Regions from separate parts of the Homo sapiens genome. Here region 1 is linked to region 2. Evidence: chromatin contacts called from ENCODE Hi-C or POLR2A ChIA-PET data. All regions are on one chromosome and are shown on one strand. Each heading gives the region's core, a stretch centred on a gene start or an enhancer-like site at or near the end of the contact. The rest is flanking DNA. Distances are from core to core; before and after follow the strand shown. Region 1 overlaps CDH2 (cadherin 2). Region 2 overlaps CDH2 (cadherin 2).

Evidence for each region. A loop is a pair of places that touch in the nucleus more often than their neighbours do. ChIA-PET counts read pairs that join two places held with the same protein, here RNA polymerase II (POLR2A). Pooled maps may share reads with other maps.
Region 1: a map of posterior vena cava shows a loop between it and region 2 (11-fold over the local background). The contact joins two enhancer-like sites. A Hi-C loop is called at or near these places in 5 of 168 maps with a recorded cell type or tissue (Caco-2, HepG2, OCI-LY7 and 2 more) and 2 of 50 pooled maps. POLR2A ChIA-PET finds 5 or more read pairs at or near these places in 2 of 52 experiments (HepG2 and activated CD4-positive, alpha-beta T cell).

The regions. Positions count from the first base shown.
Region 1 is chr18:28,133,622-28,136,358 of GRCh38, reverse strand. All of the region lies in intron 2 of CDH2 (cadherin 2), which reads left to right. Among named protein-coding and RNA genes, the nearest start is that of CDH2, 42 kb to the left of the region's middle. Within about 2 kb of position 1,422, at least 2 of the 41 ENCODE cell types and tissues checked have a DNase peak (open chromatin) inside an H3K27ac peak, as active enhancers do.
Region 2 is chr18:28,086,191-28,088,890 of GRCh38, reverse strand. The region is part of intron 2 of CDH2 (cadherin 2); the gene reads left to right. Among named protein-coding and RNA genes, the nearest start is that of CDH2, 90 kb to the left of the region's middle. RefSeq lists an enhancer at 1-2,700. Within about 2 kb of position 1,415, at least 4 of the 41 ENCODE cell types and tissues checked have a DNase peak (open chromatin) inside an H3K27ac peak, as active enhancers do.

The sequences.
Region 1 (2,737 bases), core at 173-2,672, 47 kb before region 2:
CTACTTCTCAGTTCATTCCTAGACCTGAAAGCTCCTCCTTCCTTCCTTCATTAAACTGCTGATGTTATCATCTGACCACAGACATTTTTGGCAAAGAGGAAACACCTGATAATACTGCCTTTGATTTTCTTCTGACATCAGCTGGCCTTCCTGATGTTCTTGACTTTAGTTAGCAACTTGTTGGGTTATATTTTGAAACCCTATAAGTCAGGGCCAGTTCATTATTACTTTGTCTTTCATTTCAGAAGTTAACTTTAAATTAAGTATTCTCAGATTTGGCATGTATTGTGCATTTGAGAAAATGTTGATAAGGAAATTCTCAGGTTCTGGGAAGTCTTTATATTCTGTACATTCATTCAACAGATACTTGTTTTATGTTTTGTGTAAGGAAGTAACTATGTATTTCCTTGGAAAATGCCAGTGCCCAGCTAACAATTACTAGTTGTGGTAGTGGAAAAATATGCATAATTTGTGGCAATCATTTAAATTTAAATGTCTCTTTGTAGAATTTCTGCATGGTTTTCAAGGCTTAAAAAATAATGGACCACCTTAATGAAATGACCAGAGAAAAATCTCAACACAGATGAATATTTGTCCTCCTAATTTCTTTGTGAGATTAAATCTTTCAGATTTTCACCTTATGCATATATGCAATTATTCCTTCAGTTCAGTCACTGAGATCTGGTATGGCATCTTTGTTGACTTGTCATCTATATTCTATTGATGCAGAAGACAAATTTATTAAAGCATCTCTTTGCATTTATATTGTAGGAAAATTGTCCCTTATGGGATAATCTCACACTAACTACTCAAACTGATAAACCTAAGGTATGGTATTTTCACTCCACTAATGATTAACAGATTAGTAGAGAGTGTGAATTCTCAATCATATTGGTACCCCATTGTCCAAGTTTTAGTAGTTTTATATTTAAATGTCCTAAGGGTTTAACCCATCTCAAACAACAATTATAATTTATTATTTCCTAAGCAATAATTAAAAAATAGGAAATGAAGAAAAGATCCATTCTTCATTTGGCTGCCTATTGGTAGATCATCTGTCTGGTCACATGTGGACATTTCAGCAATGATACATTGATATTTGTAAGAGACACTTTACCTTTGCCATTTAGATTGGTTATTTATAAATGTATTACATTTGCATAGCATTTTTTACTTCTTGAGCAATTTCATAAATTCTATTTAGCTGTCCCACACCCTATGAGTCAGGTAGAACAGGGGGCATTTCTATTTTCACATAATGCTGAGTCCACGGAGCTGAAGTAATTCACTTAGAATCATGAGATGAATACGTATCTGTACGCAGTCTGGATTATTGTGTTCGCACTTCTGTCCACTGTGGAGGGCCCTTTCCCTCCAGCCCATGATGTCAGTGCTTCTCAGAACGGCTGCTTCTGATCGAGCCTTTTGGGCACCTTCCGCTTTCCCATCCCCTACATGCCAGTACTCACTTGCTTATCTGGGTTTTTAAAGTCCATGTTGCTAGTCAGGGTACACATCAATTTTCCCATCCTCTTTTCAAGAATGATCACACAACTTTGCTTGGTTTCTCTGAGGTGTCAGTAAGTGCACACAGGATTCTTCTCAAGTTTTGGTTGTGCTGCTGAACATTTTGTTTGTTTGTTTTTTTGAGACAAGATTTTGCTCTGTTCCCCAAGCTGCAGTGCAGTGGTACGATCATGGCTTACTGCAACCTGAACCTCTTGGGCTCATTCCGTTCTCTCATCTCAGCCTCCCAAGTTTGCTGGGACTACAGGCATGCACCACCATGCCCAGCTAATTTTTTAATTTTTTGTAGAGACAGGGTTTATGCCATGTTGCCCAGATTGGTCTTGAACTCCTGAGCTGAGCAATCTTCCCACCTTGGCCTCCCCAAGTGCGGGGATTACAGGTGTGAGACAACTAGTCTAGCTGCTCAACATTTTTTTTTAACCCTGACGGGTTCTGAGCAATTTTTAGTTCTTTTTTGTGGGGGAAAGGCTGGGGGAAGGGGACAGGTAGTTGGTATCATCAGCCATCTTCCCAGCATACTTTAAGCCACGAATGTCTTCTATTTAAGAAATATAAATTCTTTTTTTCTTTTTTCTGATCTGTCACTGCTGGAGTGCAGTGGCACAGTCTTGGCTCACTGAAACCTCTGCCTCCTGGGTTCAAGTGATTCTTCCGCCTCAGCCTCCCAAGTCTTTTTTTTTTTTTTTTTTTTTTGTAAATTTAGTCAGAACTGTAGTAACACCATTATTGTTCATGGCAGCCTCAAGCTGAAGGAATTCTTTTACTTTAGCCGCCTGAGTAGCTGGGACTATAGGCGTGACTCACCATGCCTCGCTAATTTTTAAATTTTTGTTTTAGAGATGAGGTCTTGCTATGTTGCCCAGGCTGGTCTCAAACTGCTGGGCCCCAGCCATCCTCCTGCTTCGGCCTCCCAGAGTGTTGGGATTACAGACGTGAACCACTGTGCCTGGCCCAGAAATACATTCCTATGCATGGTGATAGAAGACAAATGTAGCCATCATGAAGCAGCATCACGGTTTTGCAGTTTACAGTGGCCAGCAGTTGATTAGGCACAAATACAGATATAAAAATATAAATCTTCTTGTTTGCCCCAGAATACTTGTTGTTAAGAGCTAGCATATGAAAGCACTAGAAAGCAACAAAAACTGCACGCAAACAAGAGAATTCATGGCTCTATAATGACAATAGATTTTATTTATTAAGCAAC
Region 2 (2,700 bases), core at 166-2,665:
TTTGTGACACCCAGCGTAGAATTTGTATTTTCTCTCCTGATATGCAATATCTGCCTCCACTCATTTCACACTTTGGCTTCTTTGTATGGTGTCTATCTTTTGCTATGCATAGAAGGCCCCCAGTTTAGCAACACTTGACTTGCTGGGAAGGTGGCTGTCAGGGAACATGCCCGCCCCCTTAGGAACCCTTTAAAACCCCTGCAGGTGCTGTGCTAGAAACCCTCTTCCTCTGTCCACCTCCTTTGGGAGGTGCCTAGCTCACCAGATGCCTCTCGGACAGACTTACATAGGCCCCAGGACATTTCCTCCCCATCACCTTCAGGGTCTGAAAGCCTTCAAGCACATGAGGCTGAAAGGCAAGATTGCAAGATTCCTTGTGCTGTTAATTCACTCTGCTCTAATTTAGAAAGGGTATCTGAGCTAACTTGGAGACATCCAAATGATTTTCAATTTAATTCGAATGAAAAAAATTATGGTTCAAGTGTCAGATTGATAAATTAACATTAAAACTCATTTGCGTGTTCAGGGCTTACGTATGTTTTATTTCTCACATTAGATTTTGAGTATCAAGGGGCAAAGACTATGTCTACAGTGATTTTTGTTTATATCTTCAAAAATGTAGTTGACTTTATGAGTATCAATATATTCCTTCCCCAAGAAAAGTAGAAAAAGAAATTATACTTTAATCTGATGTGAAACAGCCTCCTTTTTCTTTACCCTGTTTTTGTCAATGTAGTGTTATAAATTAGTTGCTTCTCACCCATTAAGCCTGATTAATCAAGGTAGTATTTAATTTTCTCTGACTTACTGTCTGGTTTAATATTTTCACCAAGCAGCCTAGTTACTGAAGGGTCATCTTTCCATTTGACAAATCAAGTGTATCTATTGAGGAGCTTGTCTGTGTAAATTTCACATTCACTCCCTCTTTGAGGGGGAGGAAAAAAATGAGGCGGGAGAGAGTAAAAAACCGAGTATCTGTAGTGTGGTTTGCCTGTCCTTTATAATACAGCTATAATTTCTTGGTCCCAGGGCTCCCATCATGAAAGTTTGGTCAGCCTTATTTTTTGTTTTGTTTTGTTTTGTTTTGTTTTGTTTTTTATTTTCATTCATTCTTTTTTTGTTTTGTTTTGTTTTTCTTTTGAGTGGCTGAGCCTCTGAAATTTGGAGCATTGGTGAATATGTGTGTCAGTAGAACATGATGACAAGTGATATTGCCACAGTATTTTTAATATAACAATATCCTATCAAAGGAATACACATTTGGATTTTGAAGTGTGGAGACAAGGGTTATTTTTTTTTCTTCTTAACCCAATGTAATAAAAAGCTTGGTTGAAGACTGTCCCAGGAGTAAAAACCCAGTTTATCTAACTGGTGTCATTTCAGGACGGCACGATGCCAGTGGAGTTCAGCCTCTGCAGTTTGTTTGTGTTGGCATGCCGTCATGTATAGAGGGCATTTTAAAATGCTCTGGCATAAGAGAGGAAGAAGATGCTTCAAGTATTTTAACCTGGTTACTGCTCCCGTTAGAACATGTGCTTTTGCTTTCTTTAGGCGGGCTTATTGTGTTTACATCTTTGTCCCTCATCATGGTGTGGGGAGAACCGCTTTATGCTTTATCATGCTTCTCTTCACACAGATGCACAGCCCTTTGTGTGTTTTGCATCAAACTTGTCTTTCATCCTGCCTTTTGTATCTTTCTCAAGGAAATTGATCTCATAAAGAATGCTATCAAATTCATCAACAGGCAAAAGATAGCATTTCAAAGTATAAGTAAGAGACATGAAAAGGATGCAGTCGTAAGCTTGGCTGTCTCAACAGAGCTGCTTAGCAGAAAATATTAAATTCAGCCTGCCTGCCATTCAGTCACTCTGGGCATAACTAGCCAAAGAATTTCACAATGTGGATAACCTCCAGCCCTCTGACTGTATGCAAAGTAGGAGGCCTGAATGAGAGCATTGTGTTATAAAACCTTAAACTGGAGCAAGACTTAAAAAGCCCAATCTCTCTGGTTATTTTGGACATTCAAATGCTGTCTAAGAGAAAAGAACTCATTATGACTCAGTTCCGTTAATTAGACGTAAATTACCATCTTTTGTCTGATACAAAAGAAGGTAAAGGGAACTCTGCAAGACCAGAGGATACTGAAATTCTAATGAGATGAGAGCATAGGCTGAAACTGAGTGAAAACAAGAAGCCATTCAACTAGAGGCAAGCCCCTAGTGTGTCTTGTGTGTGAGCAAAAAGCAAAAACATACATTTGTAATTGTCCAGATTCATATATTATTTAGAACCATGGTCAGTGTCCCCAGAGAGCTCATAGGGTCCTGATTTTTGACAGGATATGATGCTGACCCACACAGAAGGAAATAGTCTCTTTTCCCGAGTACACTCTGAAGATTTTTGTTAGGTACACAGTCTTTCTCAGTGGGAGACCGTAGTGTGATTGAATGATAAATAAATGGACCTTTTACTTAAAAACAATGAAGGCTTAATAAATAAAGGAAATTAGCAAAGTTTGACCGAGAGATTTACGGAACTATACAGTAGTAGAGGAAATGTTTAAGCATAACAATAACTGAATAACTATAGAGTTCTAATGTTGGAAAGGACTATAGGGTAGTTATAACACTGGAAAGCCACTTCTTTAGGATAATAAAATAGTATAATAATCCTGTTAATCCCTTCTTTAGAACAGTATAA